2 separate regions of the Homo sapiens genome follow, and region 1 is linked to region 2. A link is a loop called in an ENCODE intact Hi-C map of the cell type or tissue named here. Cell type or tissue: sigmoid colon. All regions are shown on one strand. Each heading gives the region's core, and the rest is flanking DNA. Links, peaks and the distances in the headings are about the cores only. Region 1 has its middle 71 kb from the start of ADRB2. Region 2 overlaps SH3TC2 (SH3 domain and tetratricopeptide repeats 2).

The links. A loop is a pair of places that touch in the nucleus more often than their neighbours do. Peaks named below come from ENCODE experiments on the same cell type or tissue, not always from the same donor. Only the 100,000 strongest peaks of a DNase experiment are listed, where the experiment ranks them.
Region 1: it touches region 2 in a loop (2.9-fold over the local background); 3 of 110 quality-filtered maps call a loop at or near these places.

Annotation. Positions count from the first base shown.
Region 1 is chr5:148,890,016-148,906,104 of GRCh38, reverse strand. No RefSeq gene overlaps it. Among named protein-coding and RNA genes, the nearest start is that of ADRB2, 71 kb to the right of the region's middle. RefSeq lists a silencer at 7,793-7,993. In sigmoid colon, for the core only: no CTCF peak of the experiment used is centred there; a DNase peak (open chromatin) is centred at 8,084.
Region 2 is chr5:148,967,496-148,983,584 of GRCh38, reverse strand. SH3TC2 (SH3 domain and tetratricopeptide repeats 2) reads left to right here. Exons shown (of 17, transcript NM_024577.4): 17 at 1-1,435. Among named protein-coding and RNA genes, the nearest start is that of MIR584, 87 kb to the left of the region's middle. RefSeq lists enhancers at 4,324-4,843, 12,938-13,519. In sigmoid colon, for the core only: no CTCF peak of the experiment used is centred there; DNase peaks (open chromatin) are centred at 10,364 and 13,114.

The DNA of each region.
Region 1 (16,089 bases), core at 3,463-11,462, 75 kb after region 2:
AGCCTGCATCCAAGGTCTGTAAACCTCAGAATCTGGTGTGCCCAATCTCACAGAAGCCCTCATGCCCCTGAGTCTTAATTTTTCCACTGGTATGATTTAGGAAGTAATGAGCTAAATAATAACTTTGCTGGTAAGTACTTGGGGGGACACCAACTAGATTTCAAACTACTGTGGGTTTCATTTCCAATCTGGAAGATGGGATTGGCCATTGATCAGGAGATGTACACAGGATGTTGAATCTACTACACTCCAACCTCATGGTAGAGCAACTGACTCAGACCACTCTGTGAGCCTTCCCCAGCATCGGTCTCCTGATCTAATAAACTTGAGCACCAGATCCACCTAATGGGATGTGCTGACCTGACAGGGAGAAATGTTTCCTGGCTTACTGTCTGCTTGTAGTGTTGACTTCACTGGCAGTAGCAGGGTAAGCAAACAATAAAACAAAACAGAACAAAACTTCCCTCAAATCTACCAGGAAAAGCCCCACACAGCTTGGGAAGACTTATTCTACATAAGATAATTCCAGAATAGCAGAGCCAAGAAGAACTTATAGATACCATTGTAAAAAGGGCAAAACTGAGGTCAAGTTGAGGAGGTGCCTGCCCAGGGCCACATGATTGAGGCTGGGCCTGAGCAGAGAACAGCATCTGGCTTCCTGATCTTTAAGCTGGTGCTCTTTTAATTTCACCAATCTGTCTCAGTAAAGGATATTTTTAGTACATTGTACTTATTAAATAGTTTTATGGTCTATGATTCTGTCTTAAAAGCTTGCAAGCCAAATGTTTAATATTCCTCTAAGAAACAGAAATTAAATGGTTTATTCTGTGTCTCCTAATTTGTCTCACAGATCTGTTTGGGAGCCCAACTCAGACAGTGGTGAAAGAGCAATATAAAATAACTATAATGAAAGGTGAAGACAGAGGCATTCCCATTGTCATGATTCCTTTGGGTGTCAGGGACAAACTTCATAGTTGTCAAAGAATCTGAGTATTGCGGCCCAGGGGCTATGGGAGAACACTCCCATTTCACAGGTGTGGAAACTGAGACACAGAAAGGGGCAGGGCCATTTTTAGAGTCACATTAGGAGTGAGTTATTTGCCAAGGCAGGTAGGACTTGGGCCTTGGTCCTCCCAGAGTGAAGCATTTCCGTCTATCACACCATTCGGCCTTTTTAAAGTTCCAGACCTGGAGGCAGATAGCTTGTTCTAAACCTGTTTAAGCCATTATGGGTTAAGCACAGATAAAATAGAGTCCCACAGGGGTTAGGAAATGCTGTGCCTGGAGCCAGTGGCTGTGTATTTAAGACATTAGGCCTCTCCTTGAGAAGAACAGGCTCCATGGGCCCAGAGAACTGAAGCTGTATTTATCTGGGACTTGGCTTCAGGCATATATCCCCAGGCAACACCCCAGGCCTCCTTTCACACAGGCTCCCTATTGCTGATGAGTGAAGTTTGCATTTCCTCAGAATGTTCCTGTAAGTTCCCAGCAGGTCTCCCAGCCAAGCTGGCAGTGGACTCAAAGTGAGAGGCTGGCAGCCAGAAGTTGGATCTGTCAGTGCTGCCAACACAGTGCTGTGGCTCAGGGCTCTGGGTCTCTCTCTGCCTTGCCATATAGGGCCTAGCCGATATAGGGCTCCCTAGTGCATAAGGACAGAAAGGAAATCTGGAAAGGCCTTTTGGGAGCTGACCCAGTGCTTTTCCTTTACAGATGGAGAACCTGGACCAAGAAAGAGAGAGGTGACTTTATTACCAGTAATCCTAGAATTAATGACAGACCTAGGAGCTGTCCTAAGCCTCTGGACCGTAATCAATAAATAATGAATGAATGCGAGGTATGCGGCAGGTGCTGTGCTAAGTGCTTTACCACCCATTCATTTATTTCTTCCTAATAAGCCCTTGGAATACACGAGGCAGTCTGTAGGCTATATGCCTACAATGAAAAACACAGGCAATGGTCCTTGCCTACACATAGCTATAGACAGACAAGTGATTGGGCAGTTACAATCCAAGGTGGTACTTGCTGTAATGGGGGAGCTATAGGGTGCTATGGAAAACTTGGGAGGAACATTTAATCTAGATTGGATTGGGGGAAAAATTACTAGCAGCTTCCTCCAAAGTATAACATCAATGCTAGGACCAAAGGTGAAGTAGGAATTTTGTGAGCCAAAGGTGGATGGGTAAAAGCATTCTGGAAGGGCAGACTGCATATGCAAGGCCTTGGAAACAGGAGCCTGGTACGGTGAGGATTTGGAAGACATGTAGTGTGGCTGGAATGTGGAGCATAAGGTGTGGGAAGAAATGAGGCTGGAGAGAGAGGCAGGACTAGACCGCAAAGGACCATGTAAATAGTACAAGAGGTTTAGACACTTGAGGACAAGATCCTGGGGAGGTGTTATTAGATGGTATCCAGAAGGAAAAAAAATGGGCTAACTCATAAACTGCTGGGCTGCCCTGCCCCAACAGGTCTCCAGACAAGGCTAGATGACCACTCACTGAGAAGGTATAAAGGGGCTTTGGATATTGAATATAAGGGGCAGCTGATGTCAGCCAGGTAGGAGGAAGCAAGTCTTTGAGCCCCTTGTCTCCCTCACTGGCTCCTGATTCATGTCTATGACATCCTAAGATTTATTTATTGTTTTCAAAAATTCATTTTAGAACCACTGCTCAAGCCAACTTGGCGGTCTCGTGACCAGGGCCCCAGTCCAATACTTGGAGGGCAGAGGAAAAAGCCAGTTGTTTGGAGCCCCTTGCAAATATGAGCCAATATTTCTTTTCTTTCTTTCTCCTGCCCCCAACCCCTGCCACCTGGAGTGGATTCCTCCACCAAGCATAGACATTGAGGAAATGTGGTCACAGAACAGAGAGGACTTTCTGTTATTGGATCTTTCAATTCTAAAATATGCTTTTGATTTCATTTTATAGATTTCAATTCTGTAGTGAAATTCTCTGCGTGTCATCTACTTTTTTGAACATATTTATCACAGTTATTTGAAAGTCTGTGTTTGATAACTCGTATTTGGAATACCTCAGGATTGCTTTCTGTTGTCTGTTTTTCTTTTTGGTACTGTTTCTTGATATATAAGTTGTATTTGGTATATGCAAGATGACAGATTTTCTTTTCTGGCAGGCAGTTAGAGTAATTCAATCCAATTAGGACTCAGCTGAGTAAAGATTGATTTTGGCCTTTGTTAAGACTGCCTTATCTCTGCCTAATTTCTGTGGTGAGCCTATAGCCCTCCAGGGGTTCTAAGTGAGATCTTTAGGTGTTTATCAGGACCGTTTCTTACTTGGTTGCTCCTGGATTCCAATTTTTGTTTCCAGAGCACTGTGAGCCTGCTAAAACTTCTCCTGAGCTCTTCCAACACTTTCTGCTTGGCCTTTTAGCCTCTTGCTCTGACAGCTTAAGACTCAGCAAATGTCCCAAGGGGGAAAACAGAAGTGGGGCTCATATCCTCTTTATAATCTTGTCTCTTAAGTCCTAGTTGCTCTTTGATGGCTTCAAACAGATTTTTAAAATTTTGTATTTCATCCAGGTTTCTCACTGGTTCTTGTGGAAGTTACAAGCTACTCTATCATAGATAGAAGCAGAGGAATGGAACATTACATCTTGAAGGCCGGGGACAACTATTCTAACTGGGAAGTTGCAATGGTTCTCAGGAGGCGTTCAGAATCGCTTACCAACTGGGCTTTACCAGCTGTTGGTCTTGATCCCAGGGCAGAACTTTGCTGTATCACATTTCCCCAGAACCCCTGATCCCTTTCTCAGTTTAAAAATCCCTTTACTTGGCCCTGAGACTTGGTGCCCAGTGCTGGGGACAAGCAAGAAAGAGGGAACAGGTAGAAAATTGTTAGTTGGTACTCAGTGGAGCAGTATTGTACCCCACATGAAGTAGTTGGAAGTATGTAGGGATTTTTTTCTTTGTTGCCACATGGCTTGGGGAAGAGGATGATTGCTAAAGCCAAGTACACTTGGAAAAGTCCTGTACAATGTGATTTTTTTTTTTTTTTTGGTAAAAATATTACTTTTCCATTACGAAAAATGAAGCCCCTTCCACTATCACTCTGGATTCCATCTACTCTTATATTCTCAATGGCTTTTTTCCCTCTCAAGGGCAAAAAAATCCCTCCTATATCTCATTTTTTCTTCTCTATTGGATTAATCCCATAAACATTAAAAACAGGCACAAATGTCTCCAATTAAAAGCAATATCAAACAGAAAGAAGAACTTCCTTGATTTTACATCTTCCTCTAGACTACCATCTAATTTCTCGGCTTTCTTCCACAGAAAACCTTCTTGAAAGTAATCCAGGGTAGGCAAGCTCCAAAACTGGAGCTTAGCCCATGGAGGTTCTTGCTTCACCCAGTAAAGAATTCAAGGGTAAGCCAGTGGTGTTAGACAGCAACTTTTATTGAAGTGGCAGTGTATAGTAACAGCAGAGTTACTGCTCCTTGTGGAGCAGAGCTACCCCATAGGCCATGTGCCTAGAGTGGCAGCTCAGAGGCAATTCTGAGCGCCTTCTGCATAGTCTTCTCTTTAATTTGCATATAATTAAAAGTAAGTAGTCATATGTTTAATATATGCAAATTTATATTTCATATATGCAAATTTGCATATATTAAAGTGTGAATACTCACTTTTAATTATATGCAAATTAAAGAGAAGAGTATGCAGACATTTCTAGAATAGGAAGTAACTTCTGGGTTGTCAGGTTGTTGCCATTGGAAAGGGGCAGCAACTTCTGGGTGTTGCCATGGCAGTGGTAAACTGATATAGCACTGGTGGATGTGTCTCATGGAGAGGTGTTTTTGCCTCTTCCCTGTTTCAGCTAGTCCTCGATCTGGCCTGGTGTCTGAGCCTCACCTCTGGAGTTGAGTCTCACCTTCTACTTCAAAAGGGTCATCATAATCTTTCTCTACTTCCTTATCTCACATTTGCTCCTCCACCCACTGCGGTCAGTCCCCCCATTCCGCTGAGTATGCTTGGAGTGCTAAATCCAAATCACTTTTCTCTTCTCATCTTACTTGATGCCTTAGTAGTATTTATCATGGATCATCATTCCCTTTTCTGGAAACATTTTTCTGGCTGCTGTGAAATCATGCTCTCCTTCGTTCCTTCTTCTCTGGCCATGCCTTCTCTGAGACCTCTGTTGGCTCCTGCCTCATTCTCTCTCTTGATGTTTGAATGCCTCAGATCACTGCTCAGCTTCTCTATCTCCTCTTCATCCAGGTAACCTCATCTGGCTCCATGGTTTTACTTATCATACATATGTGAGAATTCCTAAAATTAAACCCAATCTTAACCTCTCCTTTGGACACCATTTGTATCCCATTGGATGTTCAGCTTCTTCTCATGTATGTCTGATGGGCATCATAAATTTGGCTTGCTGAAATGGGAATTCTTGGTTTATCTTCCCAACATATGTGCTTTTTCCTAGTGTTCCACAATCCCTAAGTTGTTCAAATCAAGTCTTGGAATTTTCATGAAGTTCTCTTTCCCTTTTTCCTCTATATCTGATCCATAAACAAATCCCTCCAAATTATATCCCTAGTATTCCCAGTCTTCTCTAGTTCATGCCACTGTTATCTCTGGTCTGGATTTAGGCACTCATTTTCTAACAGATCTTCCTGCTTCCATGCTTGCTTTGCTATGATCCATTCTCTTCAAAGCAGGCAGAGTGACTTTCTCAAAACATAATCATGTCATGTCATTCTCACCTGCCTAAAAATTCTCTAGTGGCTTTCCTATTCAACTTACAGAAAATTCAAACTTCTTCCCAGTTTAGCAATCCCTCTATGTTCTGGCTGCCTCCTACCACTCTGACTTTAATTTGTACCACTCTTTCTCTGGCTCACTCTGCTCCACCATACTGACCAAGTGCTGTTTCACAACCAGAACAAGTTCCTTCACGCCTTAGGGCCTCGGCACTTTGTTCCTTCTGCCTGGAACACGTTCCTTGTCATGTGGCTGGCCACTTCTTGTCCCTCAGGTCTTAGCTTGAAAGTCACCTCTTTCTGATCATCTAATCTGAGCTAGCCAGATAGTCACTTGTAATCTCTTACCTATTTTAATTCTCTACATTTTACTTATTACTATCTGGTATTTTCTTAATTGATTTATTCATGTATTCATTGATTTTCTTACAGCCAATATCGCCCGACTAGAATACAGACAACATGAGAATATGAGCTTATCTTTTTTATTTACTATTGAGTGCTCAGGGTCTAGAAGAGCACCTAGCACCTAGCAAGCAGAAAGATTTCAGTAAATATTTGCAAGAAATTGGGTATTTGTAAAAATACTGTAGGAGATGGAAACTTTGAATTCAACTTTGACCCTAAATCAAATATTAAGTCATTTCCTTTATTAGACTTTTATTTTCTTACTTTTTAAAATAAGAGATGCTCTCAAAGCTAGTCAGTCATCCTCGTGTCCTCTGTCACCATAGATTGGGTTTACCAGTTTTTGAAATTTCTTATAATGAAAACGAACATTAGATACTCTTTTATATGTAGCTTTTTGACTCGATGTTCTGTGAAATTCATTTATTTGTTTCATGTAGGAATAGTGCATCTTTTCCATTGCTATGTACTTTTGGCGTTTGAATATATCAAAATATATGTAGTCATTCAAAAAAAAAAAGGAGGGTGATGGTGATGACAGACAAGACCAGCGGTTTAAAAACTGTGTTCTACAGAAGCTCCTCTTCCTCTCCAGGACTGGCATAGTTGGAGGGCCAAGCAAGTGAGGCTTCAGCATCCTCTCCTCTTCCCTTTTTCCCCTCCAACCAGAATGGTAGTTGGGCCATTCTGGTTTTGTTTATTTTATAGATGAACCTTGGGTCATCCGGGTGTTAGGTCAGATTGCATTTATAAAAAAAAATTATAAAAATGTTTCTGCTGTCTAAAAGAATATCCTTTAACTCAGCTATTAATGTCAGACATTGGATTTTGAGCTCTTCTACCTTTGAGCTGTATGACTTAAGTGAATTAATCACTCTGTGCCTGTATTTCCACAAATGTACACATGTGGTATCAATAATAATGTTAGGTTAGGTTACATGAGCTAACGCATGTAAAATGCAATAAATTCTAGCTGCTATTATTATTATTATTATTTTGTCATTGTCATCATCTACTTCACCATCCTTGCCTGGGGCACTTTCCCCTCTGCTGATCTATGTTAATTTGAGGCTTTGTTGTAGTCACTCAGCCTGGGCTCCCATTCAGTGGAAAACTGGATGCCTCCTACTTCTATTCCTAGCAGCAGGATGGGGTATCCTAGTTGGGTCTCCTGGCTTATCCCACCCAGTGCACCAGAAATAAACCAACTCAAACTTGAATGCCTGGGAAAAAGCTGCTCTGCTCCTTGCCAGACCACATTTCTCAAAGAGAAGAGGGAAGGAAAAAAGAAGACACAGTCTCAGTTAAGCTCCTCAAGTACAGTGTGAACCCGACACTCCTAAGGTGTCCAAGTCAGGTTCCAAAAACTAATGGGTTATCCACAGATGTCAGTACAGATACCAAGCTTGAGTTTCATTTTTCATTTCATCACAGGATGACCTTGGCCAAGTCATTATGTCATCATCACAGGTTCTCTGGATTCATTGACATCCTATTTCCCCACTAAGCATTACCTGGGTAGATTGAAGTGTTGTGCATTTGCCAACAGGCAGTTGGGAGATGGGATAACTGCGTAGCAATGTGCAAAACGCAGATGTTAGGTAGAAGACTGAGCCTTGTATGATGTATTCCTGAGGGTCCGGGATCCACAGGGAAATCTCAGGGCATAAAGGAAGTACACCAGATCATAAAAAGCCATGCCCCAGGATGTGTTCCCAGGCCGCTAGAGAAGTAGGTAGTTAGAGTCATTCTCAGTTGCTCTGGTATCTGTTTCACTGCCTGCCTTGGAAAATCCATCACCCCTTTCTCCCTTCTTTCTGGTGCTGGCTTCAAATAAGCAATTCGGTGAGGTCTTGCCATCAGAAATCAAGGCATACTGGCTTGCTGCACTTTTATTTGAGACTCACGTCAAACACTGACGTACTTACTGCCTAATGACTTTGGGCATTTTGCCATGATGGGAGTGGTGGTGGGGGTAGTGGTGGTTAAAAATTATGCTGTTTACAAGAGTAGTTTCCCACTGGTACTGTGAGGCGTGCACATCTTTCCGAAACGCCGAATTCCATATGCATCATGTTTCGTTTGTGTCTGGCTAGGAGGGCCATTACAGGGTTAGACTAGACATTAAAACAACGGGTCAGTTGTCTCTAAGTAAAGACAATACTGTTGTATAGCTTTCCTAATAAATGACAAAACCTGTGTTTGAATCCAGAACTATTCTTCAATTTCACCTTTTTTATTCAAGAGGTAGGACTGAATCTCTGCTCCACCACATAGCTCTGGGACCTTGGGCAAGTTTTTTCACTTTAGTTTCCTAATTTGTAAACCAGGGATAATAAAACCTACCTCATGCAATTATTATGAGTATTTTATTATCATTATTTTATTTCAATGCGTTTTTGGGCAACAAGTGGTGTTTGGTTACATGGATAAGTTATTTAGGGGCGATTTCTGAGATTGTGGTGCACCTCTCAGTTGAGCAGTGTACTCTCTACCCAATGTGTAGTCTTTTATTACCCCCTGACCTCCCACCCTTTCCCTCAAGTCCCCAAAGTCCATTGTATTGTTCTTATGCCTTTGCGTCCTCCTCACAGCTTAGCTCTCACTTATGAGTGAGAACATATGATGTTTGGTTTTCCATTCCTGAGTTACTTCACTTAGAATAATGGTCTCCAATTCCATCCAGGTTGCTGCAAATACCATGATTTTGTTCTTTTATATGGCAGAGTAGTATTCGATGGTATATGTGTGTGTGTATGAATATATATTTATATATATATATACTATATACTATATGTGTATATACTGTATACTATATATATAAAATATCACATTTTCTTTATCCACTTGATTGATATCTTTTTGTATAATGACTTCTTTGCCTTTGGGTAGATACCCAGCAGTGGGATTGCTGAGTCAAATGGTAGATCTACTTTTAGTTCTTTAAGGAATCTCCACACTGTTTTCCGTAGTGGTTGTATTAGTTTATATTCCCACTAGCAGTGTAAAAGTGTCCCCTTTTCACCACATCCACGCCAACATCTATTATTTTTTGATTTTGTAATTATGGCCATTCTTGCAGGAGTAAAGTGGTATTGCATTGTGGTTTTGATTTGCATTTCCTTGATAACTAGTAATGTTGAGCATTTTTTCATATGTTTATTGGCCATTTGTATATCTTCTTTTGAGAATTGTCTATTCATGTCCTTAGCCCACTTTTTGATGGGATTTTTTTTTCTTGCTAATTTGTTTGAATTCTTTGTAGATTCTGGATATTAGTCCTTTGTCAGATGCAAAGTTTGCAAACTCTATAGGTTGTCTGTTTACCCTGCTGATTATTTCTTTTGCTGTGCAGAGCTTTTTAGTTTAATTAAGTCCCATCAATTTATCTTTGTTTTTGTTGCATTTGCTTTTGGGTTCTTGGTCATGAACTCTTTGCCTAAGCCAATGTCTAGAAGGGTTTTTCTGATGTTATCTTCTAGAATTTTCGTGGTTTCAGGTCTTAGGTTTAAGTCTTTGATCCATCTTGAGTTGATTTTTATATACGGTGAGAGATGAGGATCCAGTTTTATTCTTCTACATGTAGCTTGCCAATTATCCCAGCACCATGTGTTGAATAGGTTGTCCTTTCCCTACTTTATGTTTTTGTTTGCTTTGTTGAAGATCAGTTGGCTGTAAGTGTTTGGCTTTATTTTTGGGTTCTCTATTCTGTTCCATTGGTCTATGTGCCTGTTTTATACCAGTACCATGATGTTTTGATGACTATGGCCTATGGTATAGTTTGAAGTCAAGCAATGTGTCTCCAGATTTGTTCTTTTTGCTTAGCTTGCTTTGACTATTTGGGCTCCTTTTTTGGTTCCAGTATTTAGCCATGGTTCCTAAAATTCCATGACTTTGGGGATTGTTTTTTTCTAGTTCTGTGAAGAATTATGATGGTAGTTTGTTGGGCATTGCATTGAATTTGTAGGTTGCTTTTGGTAGTATGGTCATTTTCACAATATTGATTCTACCCATCCATGAGCATGGGATGTGTTTCTATTTATTTGTGCTGCCTGTGATTTCTTTCAGCAGTGTTTTGTAGTTTTTCTTGTAGGAGTGTTTCACCTCCTTGGTTAGGTATATTCCCAAGAATTTTATTTTATTTTATTTTATTTTTTGCAGCTATTGTAAAAGGGGTTGAGTTATTGATTTGATTCTCAACTTGATTGCTGTTGGTGTAGGGCAGAGCTACTGATTTGTATACATTGATTTTACATCTTGAAACTTTACTGAATTCATTCATCAGATCTAGGAGCTTTTTGGATGAGGCTTTAGGGTTTTCTAGGTATACAATCATATCTTCTGTGCACAGTGACAGTTTCACTTCCTCTTTACCAATTTGGATGCCCTTTATTTCTTTCTCTTGTCTGATCGCTCTGGCTAGGACTTCCAGTACTATGTTGAATAGAAGTGGTGAAAGTGGGCATCCTTTTCTTGTTCCAGTTCTTATAGAGAATGCTTACAACTTTTCCCATTCAATATAATGTTGGCTGTGGGTTTGTCATAGATGGCTTTTATTACCTTAAGATATGTCCCTTTTATGCTGATTTTGCCAAAGGTTTTAATCATAAAGGGATGCTGGGTTTTGTCAAATGCTTTTTCTGAATCTATTTAGATGATCATGTGATTTTTGTTTTTCATTCTGTTTATGTGGTGTATCACATTTATTGACTTACATATGTTAAACTATTCTGGCATCCTTGGTATGAAACCCACTTGATCATGGTGGATTATCTTTTCGATATATTGTTGGATTTGGTTCACTAATATTTTGCTGAGGATTTTTGCATCTATTTTCATTAGGGATATTGGTCTATAGTTTTCTTTTTTTTGTTGTTATGTCCTTCCCTGGTTTTGATATTAGGGTGACGATACTGGCTTTGTAGAATGATTAGGGGAGGATTCCCTCTTTCTATATCTTGTGGAATAGTGTCAGTAGGATTGATACCAATTCTTCTTTGAATGTCTGATAGAATTCAGCTGTGAATTATCTTGTCTTGGATTTTTTTTGTTGTTGTTAGCAATTTAAAAATTACCATTTCAATCTCATTGCTTGTTTTTGGTCTGCTCAGAGATTCTATGTTTTCCTGGTTTAATCTAGGAGGGTAATATATTGTCAGGAATTTGTCCATCTCCTGTAGGTTTTCTAGTTTGTGTGCCTAAATGTGTTCATAGTAGCTTTGAATGATCTTTTGTATTTCTGTGGTATCAGTTGATATCTCCTATTTTGTTTCTAATTGAGCTAATTTTGATCTTCTGTCTTCTTTTCTTGGCTAATCTCAGTAACGGTCTATCAATTTTGTTTATCTTTTCAAAGAGCCAGCTTTTCATTTTATTTATATTTTGTATTTTTTGTTGTTGTTTCAATTTCATTTAGTTCTGTTCTGATCCTTGTTATTTCTTTTCTTCTGCTGGATTTGGGTTCGGTTTGTTCTTTTTTCTGTAGTTAGTTGAGATGTGACCTCAGATTGCCTATTAGCACTCTTTCAGACTTTTTGGTGTAGGCATTTAGTACTATGAATTTTCCTCTTGGCACCACTTTTGCTGTATCCCAGAGGTTTTGATAGGTTGTATCACTATTATTGTTCAGTTTGAATAATTTTTTAATTTTCATCTTGATTTTATTGTCGACCCAACGATCATTCAGGAGCAGGTTATTAACTTTCCATGAATTTGTACAGTTTTGACAGTTTCTTTTGGAGTTGATTTCTGATTTTATTCCCTTGTGGTCTGAAAGAGTACTTGATATAATTTCTATTTTCTTAAATTTATTCAGACTTGTTTTGTGGCCTACCCTATGGTCTATCTTGGAGAATGTTCCCTGTGCTGATGAATATGTATATTCTGCAGTTGTTGGATAGAATGTTCTGTAAATATCTGCCAAGTCCGTTTGTTCTGGGGTATAGTTCAGGTCCATTGTTTCTTTGTTAGCTGCCTTGATAACCTGTCTAGTGCTGTCAGTGGAGTATTGAAGTGCCTCATTATCATTTTCTTGCCATCTGTCTCATTTCTTATTACACCATGGGGTGTAATAGTAATAGTTTTATAAATTTGGGAGCTCCAGTGTTAGGTGCATATGTATTTAGGATTGTGATATTTTCCTGTTAGACCATTCCTTTTATCATTATATAATGTCCCTCTGTCTTACTAAACCATTGTTTTTGCTTTAAAGTCTGTTTTGGCTGATATAAGAATGGCTACTTCTGCTAACTTTGGGCATCCATTTGAATGGAATATACTTTTCCACCCCTTTACCTTAAGTTTATGTGAGTCATGTGTTAGGTGAGTCTTCCTGAAGACAGCATATGCTTGGTTGGTGAATTCTTATCCATTCTGCCATTTTGTATCTTTTAAGTGGAGCATTTAGGCCATTTACATTCAATGTTAGTATTGATATGTGAAGTACTATTCTACCCATCATGCTGTTGCCTGAATATCTTTTATTTTTCATGTTGTTATTGTTTTATAGGTCCTGTGAGATTTATGCTTTAAGGAGGTTCTATTTTGGTATATTTCAAGGATTTCTTTCCAGATTTTGAGCTCCTTTTTGCAGTTCTTGTAGTGTTGGCTTGATAGTGGCAACATCTTTCAGCATTTGTTTGTCTGAAAAAGACTGTATCATTCCTTCATTCCTGAAGCTTAGTTTTGCCAGATACAAAGTTCTTGGCTGATAATTATTTTGTTTCAGGAGGCTAACGATAGGACCCCAATCCCCTCTACTTTGTAGGGTTTCTGCTGAGAAATCTGCTGTTAATGTGATAGGTTTTCCTTTATAGGTTACCTGATGCTTTTGCCTCACAGCTCTTAAGACTCTTTCCTTCATCTTGACTTTAGGTAACCTGATAACTGTGTGCCTAGGCGATGATCCTTTTGTGATGAATTTGCGGAGTGTTCTTTGAGCTTCTTGTATTTGGATGGCTAGGTCTCTAGCAAGGTCAGGGAAGTTTTCCTTGATTATTCTCTCAAATATGCTTTCCAAACTTTTAGATTTATCTTCTTCCTTGTGAACACCAATTATTCTTAGGTTGGTTGTTTAACATAATCCAAAACTTCTTGGGGGCTTGGTTCATTTTCTTAAAATTATTTTTTCTTTGTCTTTGTTGGATTGGGTTAATTTGAAAGCCCACTTCAGGCTCTGAAATTCTTTCTTCTACTTGTTCGATTCTATTCCTGAGACTCTTCAGTGTATTTTGCATTTCTCCAAACATATCCTTTGTTTCTGGAAGTTGTGATTGTTTTTTATATATGGTATCTATTTTTCTGGAGATTTATCCATCCATATCCTGTATTATTTTTAAAATTTATTTAAGTTGGTATTCACCTTTCTCTGGCCTCCTTGAGTGGTTTAATAATTGACCTTCTGAATTCTTTTTCTGGCAATTAAGAGATTTCTTCTTGGTTTAGATCCATTGCTGGTGAGCTAGGGTGATCTTTTGAGGATGTTAAAGAATGTTGTTTTGTCATATTACTGGAATTGTTTTTCTGTTTCCTTCTCATTTAGGTAGACTGTGTCAGAGGGAAGATCTGGGACTCAAGGGATGCTGTTCAGATTCTTTTTTCCCACGGTGTGTTCCCTTGATGTGGCACTGTCCCACTTCCCCTAGGGATGAGGTTTCCTGAGAGCTGAAATGCAGTGATTATTATTTCTCTTCTGGGTCTAGCCACCCAGTGGAGCTACCAGGCTCTGGGCTGGCACTGGGGAGTGTAAGCAAAGAGTCCTGTGATCTGTGTTCAGGTCTCTGAGTCATGGATACCAGCACCTGCTCTGGTGGAGGTAGCAGGGGAGTGAAGTGGACTCTGTTAGGGTCCTTGATTGTAGTTTTGTTTAGCACCCTAGTTTTGTGTCGGTTGGCCTCCAGTCCGGAGGTGGTGTTTTGAAAAAAGTATCAGCTGCAGTAGTATAGGGAAGATGCAAGCTTGCCTTAAGGTCTTCTGGATAAGTATCTGGGTTTCTCAGGTGGTGGGTGGGACCATGGAGCTCCCAAGAGATTATGTCCTTTATCTTTGGAATTCAGTAGTTCTTGGAGCACAAGTTCATGATGTGAGTTCCACATGGTGCTCTATCCATCCGATGAGAGCTGCAAGCTAGTTCTGCCTCCTATCTGCCATTTTTTTCTCTCTGTTCTATTATAAGTATTAAATGAGATAATATATGGAAATATTTAGCATAGCACCTGACACAGAGTGAGTACTCAATATATGTTAAATGCTACTGCTATCACTGCTAGTAATTGAGAAACAGGAATAAGAAAAATAGGAAGATGAGAATTGAGCTCAGGCACATAACCTAGGCAGAGAAATGTCACCAAACTATAAAATATATACCCTGCAATCCAGCTGGCAGACTACATAAGTCTCCTTGCTCAAGTACTGAAACACAGAGGCCCATGTGCTGTCTAACACAGTGTCACCAAACCTTTTTGATCATGCACTCTATCAGTGAACCAATTTTAAGCTCTCCCCCACCATATATGTTTATTCATTTATAAGTTGCAAACATGCACTAATGTACTATTGTGTATATTATAAAATATCTAAAATATAAATTTTTAAAAGCTGAGAGACCAATAAATATCAAGGGGTCCTCCAATAGTTCCTCCTTTTTTTTTTTTTTGAGACTTCTTTGCTGGTCTGTCTGTGGGACTGGGTTTGAAAGAGGCCATTCTGAACCAAAAGACCATATAGACAAGGTAATCCTAAGCAAAACAGAACAAAGTTGGAGGCATCATGCTACCTGACTTCAAACTATACTATAAAGCTACAGTAACCAAAACAGCACGGTACTGGTACCAAAACAGATATATAGACCAATGGAACAGAACAGAGCCTCAGAAATAATACCACACATCTACAACCATCTGATTTTTTGACAAACCTGACAAAAACAAGAAATGGGGAAAGGATTCCATATTTAATAAATGGTGTTGGGAAAACTGGCTAACCATATGCAGAAAACTGAAACTGGACCCCTTCCTTACACCTTATGCAAAAATTAACTCAAGATGGATTAAAGACTTAAACATAAGATGTAAAACCATAAAAACCCTAGAAGAAAACCTAGGCAATACCATTCAGGACATAGACATGGGCAAAGACTTCATGACTAAAACACCAAAAGCAATGGCAACAGAAGTCAAAATTGACAAATGGGATCTAATTAAACTAAAGAGCTTCCACACAGCAAAAGAAACTATCATCGAGGTGAACAGGTAACCTACAGAATAGGAGAACATTTTGCAATCTATCCATCTGACAAAGGGCTAATATCCAGAATCTACAAGGAACTTAAATTTACAAGAAAAAAAACAACCTCTTCAAAAAGTGGGCAAAGGATATGAACAGACACTTCTCAAAAGAAGGCATTTATGCAGCCAAGAAACATATGAAAAAAAGCTCATCATCACTGGTCATTAGAGAAATGCAAATCAAAACCACAATGAGATACTATCTCATGCCAGTTAGAATGGTGATCATTAAAAAGTCAGGAAACAACAGATGCTGGAAAGGAGGTGGAGAAATAGGAACACTTTTACACCATTGGTGGGAGTGTAAATTAGTTCAACCATTGTGGAAGACAGTGTGGCGATTCCTCAAGGATCTAGAACCAGAAATACTATTTGACCCAGCAATCCCATTACTGGGTGTATGCACAAAGGATTATAAATCATTCTACTATCAAGACACATGCACACGTATGTTTATTGCTGCACTGTTCACAACAGCAAAGACTTGGAACCAACCCAAATGCCCAACAATGATAGATTGGATAACGAAAAATGTGGCACATATACACCAGGGAATACTATGCAGCCATAAAAAAGGATGAGTTCATGTCCTTTCCAGGGACATGGATGAAGCTGGAAACCATCATTCTCAGCAAACTAACTCAGAAACAGAAAACCAAACACCGCATGTTCTCACTCGTAA
Region 2 (16,089 bases), core at 5,489-13,488:
ACTTCAGCAAGATGAAATCAGTATGCAATTCAGCTCCCACATATGCAGAACTGTAAAAAAGGGAGCTGCATTTGGTTTCTTGGGACCTCCACCTGGATAAACTGAGTTCGGGGGTTCAGCATGCATCTAACAAGATGCTCCTATTCCCAGCAAATTTTTTCTTGGTGCTCCTTGCTATCTCCTTTTGAGCTATTTTCATCCACTCAGAACCTGGTCTGTTCCCTCCATTACCATATCTTAGGCCACAGGTGTATTCATGACACCCAGGTGCCCCTCTTCAGAGAGATGGAGAGAGTGGGAGCTTTTCAAAAGGAATTTGTACTAAAAATGGTAAGTGGCAATTTGAAAAACAAACAAACGAATGAAGCAAAGTAACAAAAAATACTGTACTCAAAATGCTTTTAACAGGACATGTTTTATACAGCATGTGCTTTAAGCCAAATTAAGTAAAGCCTAGCCACAGATTAGATCCCAGAAGGTGAGACTAGCAGGAGGTATTTAAAACACCTGCTAGTTCTCCCTCTTTATCCCATAGATGGGACACTGAGGCCCAGGAAAGGGAACACCTTGACATCAGCATCAATGTCAATGCCAATGTCAATGTCAGAGCTGGGCCTGAGACCAACATCTTCTACTTGCAGACATGATGCCTCTGCTGCGTCAGTCTCCTAAAGTTATCTTTCACAAGGTCCACTGGTGTTAAAACAGCTCATTTTTTATTTTAAAAGTATTTTTAAGTAATCTATATGAACAAATAATGAATTCTCATGATTCCCAAATGAAAAATTAAACAAGGAATAGCATGCCCCCATTTCCCTACCATAGGCCACATTTAAAAAATTAGTTTCTTGTGTATTCTTCCAGGGATATTTTGTGTGTATAAAAACAATTCAGTGACATACTCTCCCGCCATTTTAAATATTATAGCATACTATACACTCTGCTTTGTACCTTGCTTATTTCAAAATGTAAATCTTGGAAAATCTTTCATATGACTCTACAAACAGTATCCTCATTCATTTTTACAGCTGTAAAGTATCTCCTTGCATGATGGGAATAACAGTTTATTTAGCTGGTTCTCTAGTGGTGTCAATTTGGTTATTTTTGATACTGTGCTACTGTAAACAATGCTGCAATCAATAACTTTATACACATGTCATTTCATGTGATTGTGATTATATATGTAGGAAAAATTCCACAAAAGTGAAATAGCAGAATACTAAGGGCATATGCATTTGTTGTTTTGATAGACGCTGAATGGCCCTTCATGATGCTCTTGTCAATGTATTCTCCTACAATGCGGAGAGTGCCTTTTTCCTCAGGCCCTCCCCAACACAGCCAGTTACTAATGTTGTCTTTGAGTGTTTAATAGTTGTGAGGTGGTATCTCAATGTTTTAAAATTTAAACTACAGAAATAAAAAAAAAATACTGGAATCCTGTTTCCAGAGACATTTTTATTATCACTCAAATGATAGTAATATCCTCGCACATATTTCCACCTTTTTTTCACCCCAAATTCATTATTGACATCATTCAGCACATACAATATCTATTTCCTGAGCATTTATCAGATTTTAGGCACTGGAGATAAAGCCCTACCCAAGAAAGACACACTCCCTGTCTTGTGGGGCTTATAGTCTAGTTGGAAGGCATTTAAAAATAGACTATTAGCTTAAAGAGTGTTAAGTGCTTTGAAGAGTACCACAGGGTGATGTAGCAGAGGGAAATCCTAAAGTGAGGTGGGAGCACGTTAGCCTGTCCCTCTGCTTCCTCCCCAAGATCGGTGATCTTTAGGAGCAAGTAGGATAAAGTGCAAAGTGAGCAGAGTGCTCTCACAAGCTTACTATTAATAGTAGTGATTTTTATTTATTATTTTTGGCCTGAACTGACCTGTAGCTTTGGTATTATGTAGACGGAACTTTAAGATCACCATTAAGACCGCCCCGGAGATGCTCAGCTACAGGCAGAAAAAGCCATTCCAGTTCCCCTAATGGGCTGGTGCTAAAACATAAATGTCAGTCTGGTTCCTGAGGACATGAGCCAGAACTCAGCTAAGAGTAAATTATCTTCTCCCTTTCACTAAGCACTCAATAAACAACTCATTGTCTAGTGCAGGCTTAGAAAATCCTATTTGGATTTGGAACGTAGTCCAGTTTGCATCGCATGGGTTAGGTAGTGGGAAAAACACGGCTCAAGGGATCAGGTAAAGGGAGCTGTGTTTCTGCTTCTTCCCTCTTGCTGTCCGGGAGACTTTGGACAAGCAGTAGTGGGAGACTTAGAGACTTCTGGGCAGGAAGCTTGATTAGAAGCATAAATCAGCTTGCTGCAGTTCCAACTCTGACCTGATTTGTGGGTCATGGTGCCCCTCTCAGAAACCAACCGGGTCCCCACCATGGGCTTTGGTTCTGATTTAAGTCTTGTCTCTTTGTATTTAGGTCTCAGCTTCTTTGAGACTGGAATCTTGCTTACCTGTTACCCCTATCTCTCCCTTAGGCTCTGGTCCTATTGCTCTCAGAACTCCCAGAACCTTCATTTTTCTTGCCGAGACCTCTGACCACTGTCAGTGACCAGGCATTCAGTTCCATGTGCTCAAGACCCAGGGAGTGCCCGTCTCCGTCCCATCTTGCTGGATCTCTGTTGGATTGCTCTCTCTCTCTCTCTCTGGCTGGCACTCCATCTGTGTATTTCCTTGGACACCATCTTCTGTTTCCCAGAAAGTCATTCCCCCATGCACATCTGGCTAGCTTCTCCTGACCCCATCTTGGAGGCACTGAGAGTTTCTACCTTCCTCAACTCTGGCCCATACCATGTGCAGACTTAGCAAGTGGCTTCCAACTCTTTCTTGAGCAGTGGAACCTACTTTACATGTGAACTTTTCAGTGGAACTCCATAACAGAAAATGGCAAAACAACAACAACAACAACAACAACAACAACAACAAATAGCTTATTTAGGCCATTGAATTCTTCCTGGAAAGAAACATCACTGTTTGCTGAACCTAGGAAGCACTACAGAACCCCAGGATTCCTCAAAATGTAGTTGGAAACTCTAAATTAGGCAATTCAGTCTGTCTCTATTTTCTAGGCAGCTCAGACAATTAGGTGCCTTGCTAAGGTCACACACTGAGACTAATAGAATCCAGTTTCTAGAATGTGTTACCCCCAATACAATGTGAGCTCCTCAAAGGGCAGAGACCTTCCGTGCATGTGTCACTCCTGTATCTTCCCTGTGCAGCACAATGGCTGGTCCATAGTAGGTGCATGAGCAACAGTGGCGAATGAATGAACGAGTCTTATGGGCCATGACCTAAGGAACAGTCAACAAATGTTTATTGAGGACATTTTATGTGCCATGCTCCCTGTCCTTGGCTCTGGGAATGGAATAGAAAAGGCTGATGAATGTGGTTTCTTCCCATTTGGACTTAGAAATAAGCATGGACCTGAAACAAATGATCACAAGTGGTTTATGAAATAATTGCAATGTGCCAAGCTCTGTAAAGAGAGAATATGTGGGCACCTGAGAGGGCCTGGCATCTGGAGCATCTGAAAAGTTCCCTTGAGAGAGTGATGTGACTGGTAAGTGAGGACAAGTCAGGGTTTCAAAGGCACAACTGGAGACAGAAAAGGAACTCCACAGGGAGCAGGAAGCCAGGTGTGAAGGAGCACAGGTGAGAAAGAGATAGAGAAGGGGAGAGAGAGAAAGAGAGAGAGAGGGAGAGGGAGACAGAGAGACAGAGACAGAGAGAGAGAACCACGTGTTTGCAGAAGCCCTTAGAGATCCAGGTGCCTGGGTGGGAAGAACCAAGGGGGCAATGAGAGGAGGCTGTAGACTGTAGAGGTGGGATTAGGCCAGAAGGCAGACGGCACAGGGCATTTGGGGTCTCAAAAGTGGCAGGAGATCCATAAATCAAAACATAGGCCTCCCAGCTGTCTTAGTAAATAAAGTCTTGTTGGAACCACCATTTGCTTATGTCTTGTCTGTGGCAGGCTTCATGCCACAGCAGCAGAGCTGAGTAGTTGCAACAGAGACTATCTGACCCACAGTCCCAAAATATTTACCAGCTGGCCTTTTACAGAAAGTTTGCTCACCCTTGGACTGAAGGAACCATAGAGACAAGAGGGCAGAAGCCAGATGGGCCTCGGAGCTGCCTGCTAGAGTGAGGTGGGGAGTAGGATGGAGGTGGGTCCCGATCCCCAGACCCACTTGTCCCCTCCTAATGCCTCATCTGTCATCTAGGTTATGGGTGTGGCCGAGGCTTGGTGAGGAGAGGCTCTGACCTCAGCTGCTCAGCTGCAGGACTCCTGCCAGACTCTGTCACTCCTGCAGGGAGGGCTGTCTCTGCCTGGAGCCATGGGTTGGGCAGGAACGGGGCAAATTCTCAGCCTCCACCCGTCAGTTGTATGCACTGTTCCCTAAGCCCTCCGCCCTTGCCAGCTTCTGAGCCTCTGTACAAACTGTTCTCTCTGCCTGGAGTGGCTGTTTCCACCTACCATTGCCTGTCAAAATCCTTTCCACCCTTCCAGGTGAAGTTTAAAACCACTTCTTTCAGGGAGCTGGCCCTGATTATGGCCCCTCCTCCCCGTCCCTGCCTCCTCCTCATCCAGGAGGAATGCTCGCTCCTCTTCTGGCCTCCCATAGCCCATCTTCCCCTCCTTTGTTGTAGCGACAGGAGCAAATTATGAGTTCCTGGAGATGTGTTAGTCCATTCATCCGTTCACTCCACAGCTATTTATTGAGCACCTACTGTGCACCAGAAGTTGTGGACAAAGTCTCTGCTTTCATAAGAATCAGAGAGAAAAAGCAACTACCAATAAGTAAATAAACAAATGAAACATTTTCAGGCTGATAAGGGCTAAGCAAGAAAAAAAAATCTCATGTTTGAGAGTTTTGGGGTGGGGTGTGGGTACACCAGGTTAGGCAGGTCAGTCAGGGACGGCCTCGCTGAGGAGGTGAAATTTGAGCTGAGGTATGAATCAGCTATGGAAAGAGCTGGAGGGAGGGCATTCCAGGTCGAGGGGAGAGCAGGTGCCAAGACCCTGAGGCAGGAAAAAGCTTGGTGTGTTTGAGAAACAGAAAAAAGTCTGGTGTGGTGGGACTTCAGTGGAGGAGGAGAGGTATGAAGGGGTCAGGGAGGCCAGTGGGGCAAGGTTGGGTCAGGCTTTGTGAGCTCTGGTGAGCAGTGTGGGGTTTTGTGTGTATAGGAAGCCACTGGACACTGTTAAGCAGGGGAGTAATGCCCATTCTTTCAGCTAAGTGCTGAGAATGCAAGGAAGACTGGAGATGCTCCCTTCCCTCTAGACGTGTATGCCCTGGTGGAGGTGCCTTTCCTTGATGAATGTCATTCAAGCACAAAGCCTGGTTTCCACTTTGCAGATGCAGATATTTGATTTGCCAGGTTCCTCTCACCCCTCATTATTGAGAGTGTAGTTCAAAGTCTTCTGTGGCATCAGCTGGGAACATGTGAGAAGCACAGACTCTGGGGCCTCACCTCAGACCCCCTGGATGAGAATCTGCAGTTATCAACAGCCCCCACTGATTTGTGTTCACGTTAAACTGTCCTAGAAGCAATCAAGGTACAGAGTGATAGATTCTCACTAACCAAATTGAGAAGGCAGTAATGAGTCGGATGCTAGCTCAAGAGTTTATAGTGGGGGCTAATAACCTTACATCTGAGCTTCTCAAAACTTTAAAGTGCATATACGTCACCTTCGAATCATGTTAAAATGCAGACTTTGGGTCAGTAGTTTGGAATGATACCACAAACTCCGCATTTGTAACAAGCTTGAAGGTGATGTTGATGCTGCTGATCCCAAAATCTAAGCCTCATGTGACACTCAACGCCATCAGTCCACTTGATTTTTATTCTTATCCTGTGATGAGTTGCTTTGTCTCATTATGTGAATCAGGAAACTGAGCCGTAGGAAGCTTATGTTTGAGCTGTGTGACCTTGGGCAGGCAGCTAGGCTCATTTCCTCATCTGTAAAATGGGGTTGGGGGTACTTCTGCCTGCATTAGAGGACTGCTGGGGAGAGCAAATGAACTAAAGCACATCCTGTTCTTAGCACAGCGCCTGGCACACAGCAGGGACTCAGTATTTGGTCATTTGTTTATTTTCTAGGACTTGATCTAGGTTTTCAGCCTCCAAAGCTGTGGTTCTCTCTCCCAGGTTAGTAGAAACTAGGGGTCAGCTCAGCTAGAGGATGAGGTTAGGAATGAAAATACTTAGCAATAATTGAATATGGGGGCCGTCGGCTGGCAGAGTTTCCTCAGAAGTGTGGTGAGTTCACGTCTCCAATTCTGAGGATATTTGTACTGGAGCTTTGCCCATCAAAGCTTCTTCTTTCTCAGACTATGCTGGAGACACACAGGCATGTCTTTTGGTCTCTTCTTTTTGCCCTCTAGACCACACACTCACACAGCTGTCCTGACAACAACCATGACCTCAGACCCATCAGAGTTCAATTGCAAAGACCACAGTACCCTGTGCTATTCCAGGCATGGCTTCTGGAGGAGAGGCCCAGATTTCCAGTTGGCCTCAGGTGACACAATGATGACTGAGTTTACAAGCTTCTGTGGCCATTTCCATTTAAACAAAGGAACAGCATGTCGTGCCTCTATTCACTGTCCTCTCAGCTCCAGTTTTTGAGGCTGACATTCCTGAAAGTGCTCCAAATCCTGGGGATAGACTCAGTCTGTAGTTCCTTAGTAGAAATAATCTGTACAGCACTTAATAATTTATTAAGCACTTAATTTTATTTCATGGCTTTCAAAAGGACATAGAGCAGATATTATCCAAATTGCAAATGAGAAAATTAAAGAGATTAAGTAATGCCCTCAATCACTCATGCAGTAACTGCCTTCCAACTCTGAGTTCATTTAATCAACCTATATTTATTGAGCAGCCAGTATGAAGAGGCCCTGTGCTGGGCCCTGGAGAGAGAATATTGAGGAAAAGCAGGCAAGTCCTTGCGTTCATGGTGCTCACATTCTAGTGGGGAAGACTTATGTTAAACAAATAATCACCCATATAAATACAACAGTGCCTCTATGATAAGAGCCAAGGAAAACAGGTGGTGTTGCTTTGACAGCCTAATAGAGAGGGGTTTGACATAAAAGAGAAGGCTTCCCTGAAGCTACTGAGCTGGGATTGTTTTTTTTTTCTTTAAGTCTTCTTTGCTATTTATTTTATTTTATTATTATTACACTTTAAGTTTTAGGATACATGTGCACAACGTCAGGTTTGTTACATATGTATACATGTGCCATGTTGGTGTGCTGCACCCATTACCTCGTCATTTAGCATTAGATATATCTCCTAATGCTATCCCTCCCCCACCGCACCACCCCACAACAGTCCCTGGTGTGTGATGTTCCCCTTCCTGTGTCCATGTGTTCTCATTGTTCAATTCCCACCTATGAGTGAGAACATGCAGTGTTTGGTTTTTTGTTCTTGTGATAGTTTGCTGAGAATGATGGTTTCCAGCTTCATCCATGTCCCTACAAAGGACATGAACTCATCATTTTTTATGGCTGCATAGTATTCCATGGTATATATGTGCCACATTTTCTTAATCCAGTCTATCATTGTTGGACATTTGGGTTGGTTCCAAGTCTTTGCTATTGTGAATGGTGCCACAATAAACATACGTGTGCATGTGTCTTTATAGCAGCCTGATTTATAATCCTTTGGGTATATACCCAGTAATGGGATGGCTGGGTCAAATGGTATTTCTAGTTCTAGATCCCTGAGGAATCGCCACACTGTCTTCCACAATGGTTAAACTAGTTTACAGTCCCACCAACAGTGTAAAAGTTTTCCTGTTTCTCCACATCCTCTGCAGCACCTGTTGTTTCCTGACTTTTTAATGATTGCCATTCTAACTGGTGTGAGATGGTATCTCATTGTGGTTTTGATTTGCATTTCTCTGATGGCCAGTGATGATGAGCATTTTTTCATGTGTTTTTTGGCTGCATAAATGTCTTCTTTTGAGAAGTGTCTGTTCATATCCTTTGCCCACTTTTTGATGGGGTTGTTTGTTTTTTTCTTGTAAATTTGTTTGAGTTCATTGTAGATTCTGGATATTAGCCCTTCGTCAGATGAGTAGGTTGCAAAAATTTTCTCCCACTGAGCTGGGATTTGAAGAATAACCAGGCAGGGCCCTGACAAAGACTTTTGTTTTTACCCTAAGAGTACTGTCCAGCCAACTGAGGGGCTCGAAGATGGATGTTTTGCACAGAAACTCCCTTAGCACTAATCTTAGTCCACTTTTTTTATCCTTGCCTTAGTCTCCTACTTCCCTGGGACATGCTTGAAGACAGAAATTAGCTCTTAAGTGGTGAGACCCAAAGAGACTAAATCTGAGCTAAGTAACTCAGTCAAGGCCCTGGCCACACATGCCATCCTCAGTGAATGTCCGAAGAATGTAGGCAGCAGGGGATTGAAGGCAAAATGCCAACATTCCGAACAGGCAGGAAGGTGAATGATTTATATCATGAACATGCAGGTCGGTGCCTGAAAATGAGGACAGCAAGGAATCTAGAATGTTCCATCTTGGGCACCCTTTCATGCAAAATCAGAAAAACTTTTCCATTCCCAAGGAATAGAAGCTGGTAAGGTATGTACTCTGGGGTCTGAATGCCTGGGTTCAAATCCCAGCTCTTCTAGTTAGCAGATTCTAAGCAAATCACTTCTCCTCTTTTCCTCTTTATCTGCCAAATGGGGAAGATAAGATCTCTTCTAAGGATGTTGTGAGGATTAAATAAGATGATGTCAGTGAAGCGCTTGACACATGGTGAGTTTTAGTAAGCAGTCGTGATAGCATTATTAGGGGTGCTGGCAAAGAGCCTGGGCAATTTCACAGCGTGAGCCCCTAGTCTCTCACTTGTATGGGTGAAGACCTCCTGTGAAATATGATTAGCTGCTTCCTTCAGGTTTAGCTGATGAGTGACCTTGTCACTGCCCTAGTGGAAAAAAATAAAAACTCCTGAGATTGACATCCACAGATCGTCACCATGGGGGCCCTGCCTGATTTTTCACCCTCCTTCGAGATCACTTGCGTGGCCTGCAGTACCTGCTGCTATTCCCCTAAAGCATCATGCCTTTCTATGGGAGATGCTCACCTGTATAACTGGTCACCTGGCTACCTCCTAAAGTCACATCCTTATGAATCCTTTCCCAATTTCCCCACAGAAAGTATTATTCATTCAATCATCAAGTATTTACTGTTGGCACATCTAATGTGTGCCAAGACTATTGGAGGTATTAAGGACATAGTGATAAACACAGGTTCAAAATTCCTGCCCCTGTGGAGACTCCGTTTTGTTTTGGAGAAACAGGCAATATGCAATATGCAAATAAATAAACAAGGTAGTGTCAGATACTGAAAGAATGTTTCCAGGGAGAAAACAGAGGTGACATGATAGAGACTGCTGGGGTGCATGTGGAGAAGCTACAGGGGATGATGAGATGACTGGGGAAGACCCGTTTGAGGAGGATGCATAAACTGAGACTGACTGATGAGCAGGAGCTAGCCAAGTGAAGTGACGGGAAAAGATGGTTCTAGGCAGAGGGACGAGCAGGGCAACCCGAAGCAGAATGAAGGGCAGTGGGACCAAGCAGAGTGAAGATGGTGAGGATGCTGTGAGTGCAGCTGGAGAGGCAGGCAGGGTCCAGGTCACACCTCGCTCTGAGACTCCCCCCATGCTTTGAGATAACTCCGTTGCAGTCTTTTCCACATTGGCATATAATGTGGGCATTAGGGACCAGGCTTTTTTTTATGTCTGTACCCCAAGCACAATGCGTCGTTCATAGTCAGGACTCACTAAATGTTGATTGAATAAGAGCCAATTTGAGACAGGGCCTCAAAGTCTGGAATGGATTTTGGGTGATGCAGCATGTCTAAGGCAGTCTTTGCTGAATCACCACCCTTGTTACACTTCTCTCCAAGTAATTTTGGTAGTAACTGGGCAAATGCCCAAAATTTGAAAACAGTTCCAAATTACAGATTTGGAAGACTTGCTTCTGACTGAGATAAGCATAAATCATCATCTCTTCTGGAAGGAGGCAGAGCCAGACAGGAGGTGTTCTGGAAACAAACATAAACTGTTGATCAAATTCTAATCAATTTCATAAAAGAAATTGTAGCTGAGTATAAGTGACATAAAAGGTAAGACAGAGACGTGACCTCCCCAGAACTAGAATAGGCTGGTGGGACGATAAACACTGGCAAAAGGGGACCCTGGGAGAGGGAATCTGAGGGCTGAGCGCGATAATTGGAAAACAGACCCAACCAGGATGAGACAGCAGCCAGGAGCGAGGGTCTGAGTCACCACTAAGGAAATATCGAGCCACACGCAGCTTTTCCTACCCGCCTAGTGAAAACTATTTGCTCAAATCCTGTTCTATTTCAGGAAGTGCCAGCTGCATCATAGGAAGTTCTGCTCTTTCCACATTAGGAACAAGAGTCACTTCTCTTTGCTTTTGGGTGTTCACAGGGCACCAGTTCTGGAGGGCACAGGGTTATTCTGCCACTCAAATAAGGTAGATCAGTACAGTCTAATCTGGGCAGTTAAGCAGGCTGCCTTCCCTCAGACAGAGAAAAGCTGAGCTTGAGTTACCTCCATAAAGGATGGCTTTCAGTCCCTCTGAGCAGCCCTAAAGTGTTCCTGTGTCAGCTCAAAGAGAAAAAGTGGCCAGATGTCATTCACTGTCATCTTCTCCTCTTTCTCCATTCTGGCCTGGGAGAAGAACATGGAAACCCTGGCCTCACCTTCCTGGAGAGGAAACCATGTGCAAGGACTCCAGAATGTGCCTCCTTTGCAGGCTGAGGCTTCTGTGTGTTCTCACAGCCAACTATTTCCCGGGGACATTGCTGAAAGCTGCCTTCTGAGGGGGATTAGGGGCAGGCAAGTTGCAGGTGACCTTAGTGGGTGAGAGAGGGTTTCTTCTCATTTATCTCCAGGCCTGATTTAAAGAGTTATAGTTGGTATGTGGTGAAGTTTGCCAAGTATGGGCTGTACACACTGAGGATTTTATAGGACAAGGAGTTCTTGTCGGGTGGCGCTGGGGATTTTTTTCTTCCTGAATTCCATATTACAGCAGGTTATCTAAGGATTATATTTGAATTTTGGGGTGTTCGGAGGTTTCCACAAAATTTTCTAGGTTTTATTAGAAATCTCAGCATATTTCTGTTATAAGACCCATGACACATGGAAAATGAGTGGATAGATAAAACAGAGAAAAAGGAAAATTGAGAGGGATCACTATATCTGCCACTTTGAGATGGGTTACAGTTGTTTTTCATCCAAAAGTTAAGTGGATCAAATCAGTCTTCGATTGTGGTAAAGAGCAAATCCAAGAGTTTATTCAGATGTTAGTTTGCTGATCTGCAGTCTACTGTAGGAACAGAGACTGGGTGTTTTTTCTGCCATTCATTTGCTATGTGACCTTGGTCCAGTAGCTGCCTGTCTCTGGGTTTTAGAGTTGGACTAGATAATGATTTCCTAAATGTCATGACTGTTTAACACAACATTAAAAACAATTAAATCATAGAAAGTTGTGCCTGATTGAATTCTCCTTTAATCTTCTTGATAAAGGAAAGAAGAAAGTCTCAGTGTAGAGTTAAAATATCTTCAACACTTCCTGAGCTTATGTTTTTACAAAATGAGAACAGCCTTCAAGCTCAATCTTACTTGGACTTCAAGTGTCTTTCTAGATGATATATATATATTTTTTGAGACGTTATTTTGCTCTTGTCGCCCAGACTGGAGTGCAATGTTGCGATCTCTGCTCACTTCAACCTCCGCCTCCTGGGTTCAAGCTATTCTCCTGCCTCAGCCTCCCGAGTACCTGGGATTACAGGCACCCGCCACTACGTCCAGCTAATTTTTGTATTTTTGGTAGAGACGGGGTTTCATCATGTTGGCCAGGCTAGTCTCGAACTCCTGATCTCAGGTGATCCACCCGCCTCTGCCTCCCAAAGTGCTGGGATTACAGGCAGGAGCCACTGTGCTTAGCTGATAATTTAATCATATTGTTTTGTCTTTGTTTTACTTATTTTTATGGTTACCTTTTATTTTAGACAAGTGATTCCAGTTTTCTGTTTACAGCAGTGATAGAGGGCTTTCTCTGAAAACAGATGTGTTTATGTAGATGAGAACACTTGAAGACATATATGAAAGTGTTATTGACATATGACAAAAACTGTGGGGTTGGTACCTGAATGGTTGGACTTTGGGAAACCCTGGTCTAGGTGACCTCTAAATGTTTTTCTGGCTCAGAGGGCTTATAAATATGAATGCCCCAGTTTCAGTACAGAGCACACGCTGCTGGCTTCCAAGCTGTCTTAAATGTAAGCTCTGTGTGCACAGCAATTGTATGTGGCTTTTTGGCCACTGTATCCCAAATGTCCAGTTCAGTGGGTGGCATGTGGCTGGACTTCAATAAATGATTCTGAAGGAATAAATGCATGACTCAGGTGAAAATGAGATATGACATCCCTTTTATGTTTGGGAGCAAAAGAGAAGAAAAACCCTTATATTCCAGACCCTGTTGGGCCTGAAACAAGAGTGTGGCCTCAGCAAGTATAGGTAGGTGCGTGCGCATCCATACACATAGCAGAGGACTTGGGACAGTCCTTATGTTACCATTCACTGCTGTGTGACTCTGGCAAGGGCCTTAATCTCCCTGAGCTTCAATTTCCTCATCTGTTAAAACACACGCACATACATGCACACACACACACGTGCACACACACACACACACTTTGTGTTTTAAATGTTTACCCAAGTTGAATTTTTGTGATATCATTGAAATTTACAGAACATATCTAGTACTGTTTTATTTTAAAAAACAACTTGGCCTTTGACATCTTAGATTCTCTCTGGAAAAAGGCAATGTTTAACTAATAAATAAATGAGTACATACATAAATTCATATATTTCCCTTTTATTTTCATTTTCAGTTTTTCTTGTTTTCAAATCTCATTGGCTTTTGGCTTGGAGTATTTTTAAATTGACTGGCTGTTTGGTTCAAATGATGTTTAAACAAGCTTTGGCGCGAGCTGCAGACCTGTTGTGCTTGCTGGGTTGAAGTTGGGTGTGCCAGCAAACTGCCTTGGCTAAATGACAGTTTAAATACAGCCAAACAGTTGGTCCTGCTGGGAGATTCATTGGTGGGAAGATTCCACAGAAACAATGCCCTGGCTCAGACATTCCTGCCCCTGCAGGGGGATCTGAGGGACCAGGTGGTCTCCTCAGGTCCAGGAGAGATTGCCAGACTCAGGGGGAGCCATCACTGACCTTCATTCAGGTGAATCTGTGTTCTCTTTCCTTCTTCCCCTGGGGCCCTAGTTGGCTCTGATTTCCAGCAGTAGTTTGAAGCTGCTGCCTCTGAAACTGGAGATGGTGAAACACAGGCAGAGACTGGACTTTCTCATCAGCCTCACTTCATATTTCAGGTGAAGGCTTGTCTTTGGATAGAGGCAGGAGAAGGGGTTTGAGACCATCTTTCAGACAAGGTCATCCCTGCTTCCTCCCTCCAACTCCAGCCATTTGGTTGAATTTATTAGCCTTTTCTGAGGGCAAAAGACAAACAAAAAAAGCAAAAAGGAAAACAGAATTCTGTGCAATGCAATGAAAAACCTCCCAGTGATTCAAACAGCATGAATAGTTATTACAGAAAGAGGAAAGTAACAGGGCCATTGTGATGATGAATTGAGACAATGTGGGTAAAGCATTGGAAGCTGTGTCCCACCTGTAGGAGACAGTCCATAAACTATAGCTATTATTATTTAACCCCTCACATGGCAACTGGCTTCTAGTGGGTCTTAGTGTATGTTTGTTGATGAGCTCATGTTAGGATTGGCTGCCTTAGCGGGAGGGAGCTAGAGGAGTCCAGGCTGAAGATGAGCGTTGTTGAGCTATGATATTGATACTCCCATCTAACATCAGAATAGAGATGGAAATAAGCTCAGAGACAATGCTGTAGCTCTGCCCCCGTCAGGCCAGCTGATGTCCTTCAGGGCAGGGTGGCATTGACTTGCTAGACAGCAGCTGACTGACTTTCCATTGGCCCTCCCTTTTCTGCACAATTGATTTTGAACTTAGGATATGCCTCAGGCTAAGCAAACATGGCTTCAGACCCCAGATATTTGCAGCAGCCCTTTAATAGGGCCATAGTTGGAAATGTGAAGCAAGAGACTGTCCCCCTATTTGGCACGCATTTTTAGAGTTTTTGAGGTTTGGCATGAGCATCCAAGGAGGCTCCTCCTGACCTAGTGGAATATTAAGACAAAATATTAGGTCTCTGAGGCTGTGTTGCCTTTATTTTCTCTCCTGACCTAAGAGTGTGTGTGAAGCTAAACTGCCAGAACCCAACACTTCACTCAGTCTAATGAACCTGGAGGGGGACACTACTTAGGTTACTGGAATAGGGAATGTATTCCCTATTCCAATCAAAAAAGACCCCCTCCGTTGGGACTCAGAAAAAGACTTTCCTTCCCTTATGATATTGTAATAGGGAAGTGAATACATTCCCTATACCAATATCCTAAAGGAGGATATTGGAATCCTAAGGGAGGATGAGGGAAGGAGAGTCTTTTTCTGAGTCCCAGTGGAGGGAGCCTTTTTCTGAGCCAGGTTTGGTCCAATATATTTACTGTTGGACTCTCAGTGGCATGGGCCATCCACATGATGAATAAAATCTCTTAAAGTTCTCCAAGCAAATGGCCTCTGCATTCAGGGTAACTTAGGCGACATGATTACAAAGGGGAAGGAGTCTCAGTTAGTGGCAATTGCTTCAACAGGTGTGCTCTAGAGGGGATCTAGCTCCATGCAGGAGCATGAGTTGTAAATGAAGGCACTCATGTTTATGGAGGCCCTTTTTTTGTGTCCCAAAGTATGCTAAGGCCGTGGTGTGGAGCATTTCTGTCTGTCCTCTGAGCAACACTGTGGCAGGTGCAGGATAGTAGATCTCTGTTGTTTATGCTCCCAGGCAGCCATTCTCACCTCCCCACAGCCCCTGGCTTTCCTTTGGGAGCCTCACCCTTAGTGTTTATGGTTTTGTTGGCATGGTAAACCAAGATGTTTTCCCCTCCCATTATGATGCCTGAAACTTTCTTCAAACCTCCCTGGGGAGACAAGGGAAAAGATTGGAATCTTTTGCCCAGGACTTGGAATCCTGAACCTATGTGTGAGAGCTGATGAAATGCTCAGGATGAATTGATTACAGCCCTGGTTCGTGGGCCAGTTTGCTGCAACTTCTGCTGCCTGCTTTGAGTTTGTTTTACACCTTATCTTCCTTATTGCGAGTTGTCCCATGTCCTCTAGTAAATTTCCTTTTAGGTAGAGTCCTTGAGTGGTCTCAAGTTCAGGTCTATCTGACTCAAAGCTGGTGAACTTAACCATTATGCAATATTGGAGCCTCTCTGCTTTCTCCCGGGCCTGAGGTTCTAAGAGGCTCTGATTCTGAGAGTCTGAGAATGCACAGCTCTAAAATGATATGATTAATTACTTTTCTATTCTTTTAGAGCTGGTCAGTGTTCACAACTGCAAATCTCCTTCCCGAATGAGCTGTCACTGCCTGAACTGTCAGCTGAGGGTGTGCGAGGGCTTTTAGACTTTGAGCTCAGCTGACAGAACACAACTCTCCCTGCAGGCTCCGTATTGTTTGGCCACTGCTAGCCTAGTCTGCTCACTTGTCCATAAGACTCATTGGGACTTACCAACCCCTAGGAGGTATCTACAAACCACATGGGAGAAATATGAATTTGAACAATGAAGTGAAGAAAACAGGAGCTTGGGCACTGCTTTAAGAGGTTTTGCCCTGTTGGCAATCCTCTGGAGATGCCCCCAAGGGTCTATGCACTAAGCAAGTGATGAGCAGGCCCTCATGACACCTCTGAGAAATGCTTCATTGTCTAAATTCAGAAGGAAAGATTAGAAATTTCCCCCCATATCACCACTGGGAAAATGGAAACAGACATTCATACTTAAGCATATAAAAAGTAATACTTCCTTGATGTTATTCTTCTATTCAACAAAGTAGATAACTTAAATTGTGGGAACAGACACACCTAATGTGAGACTCA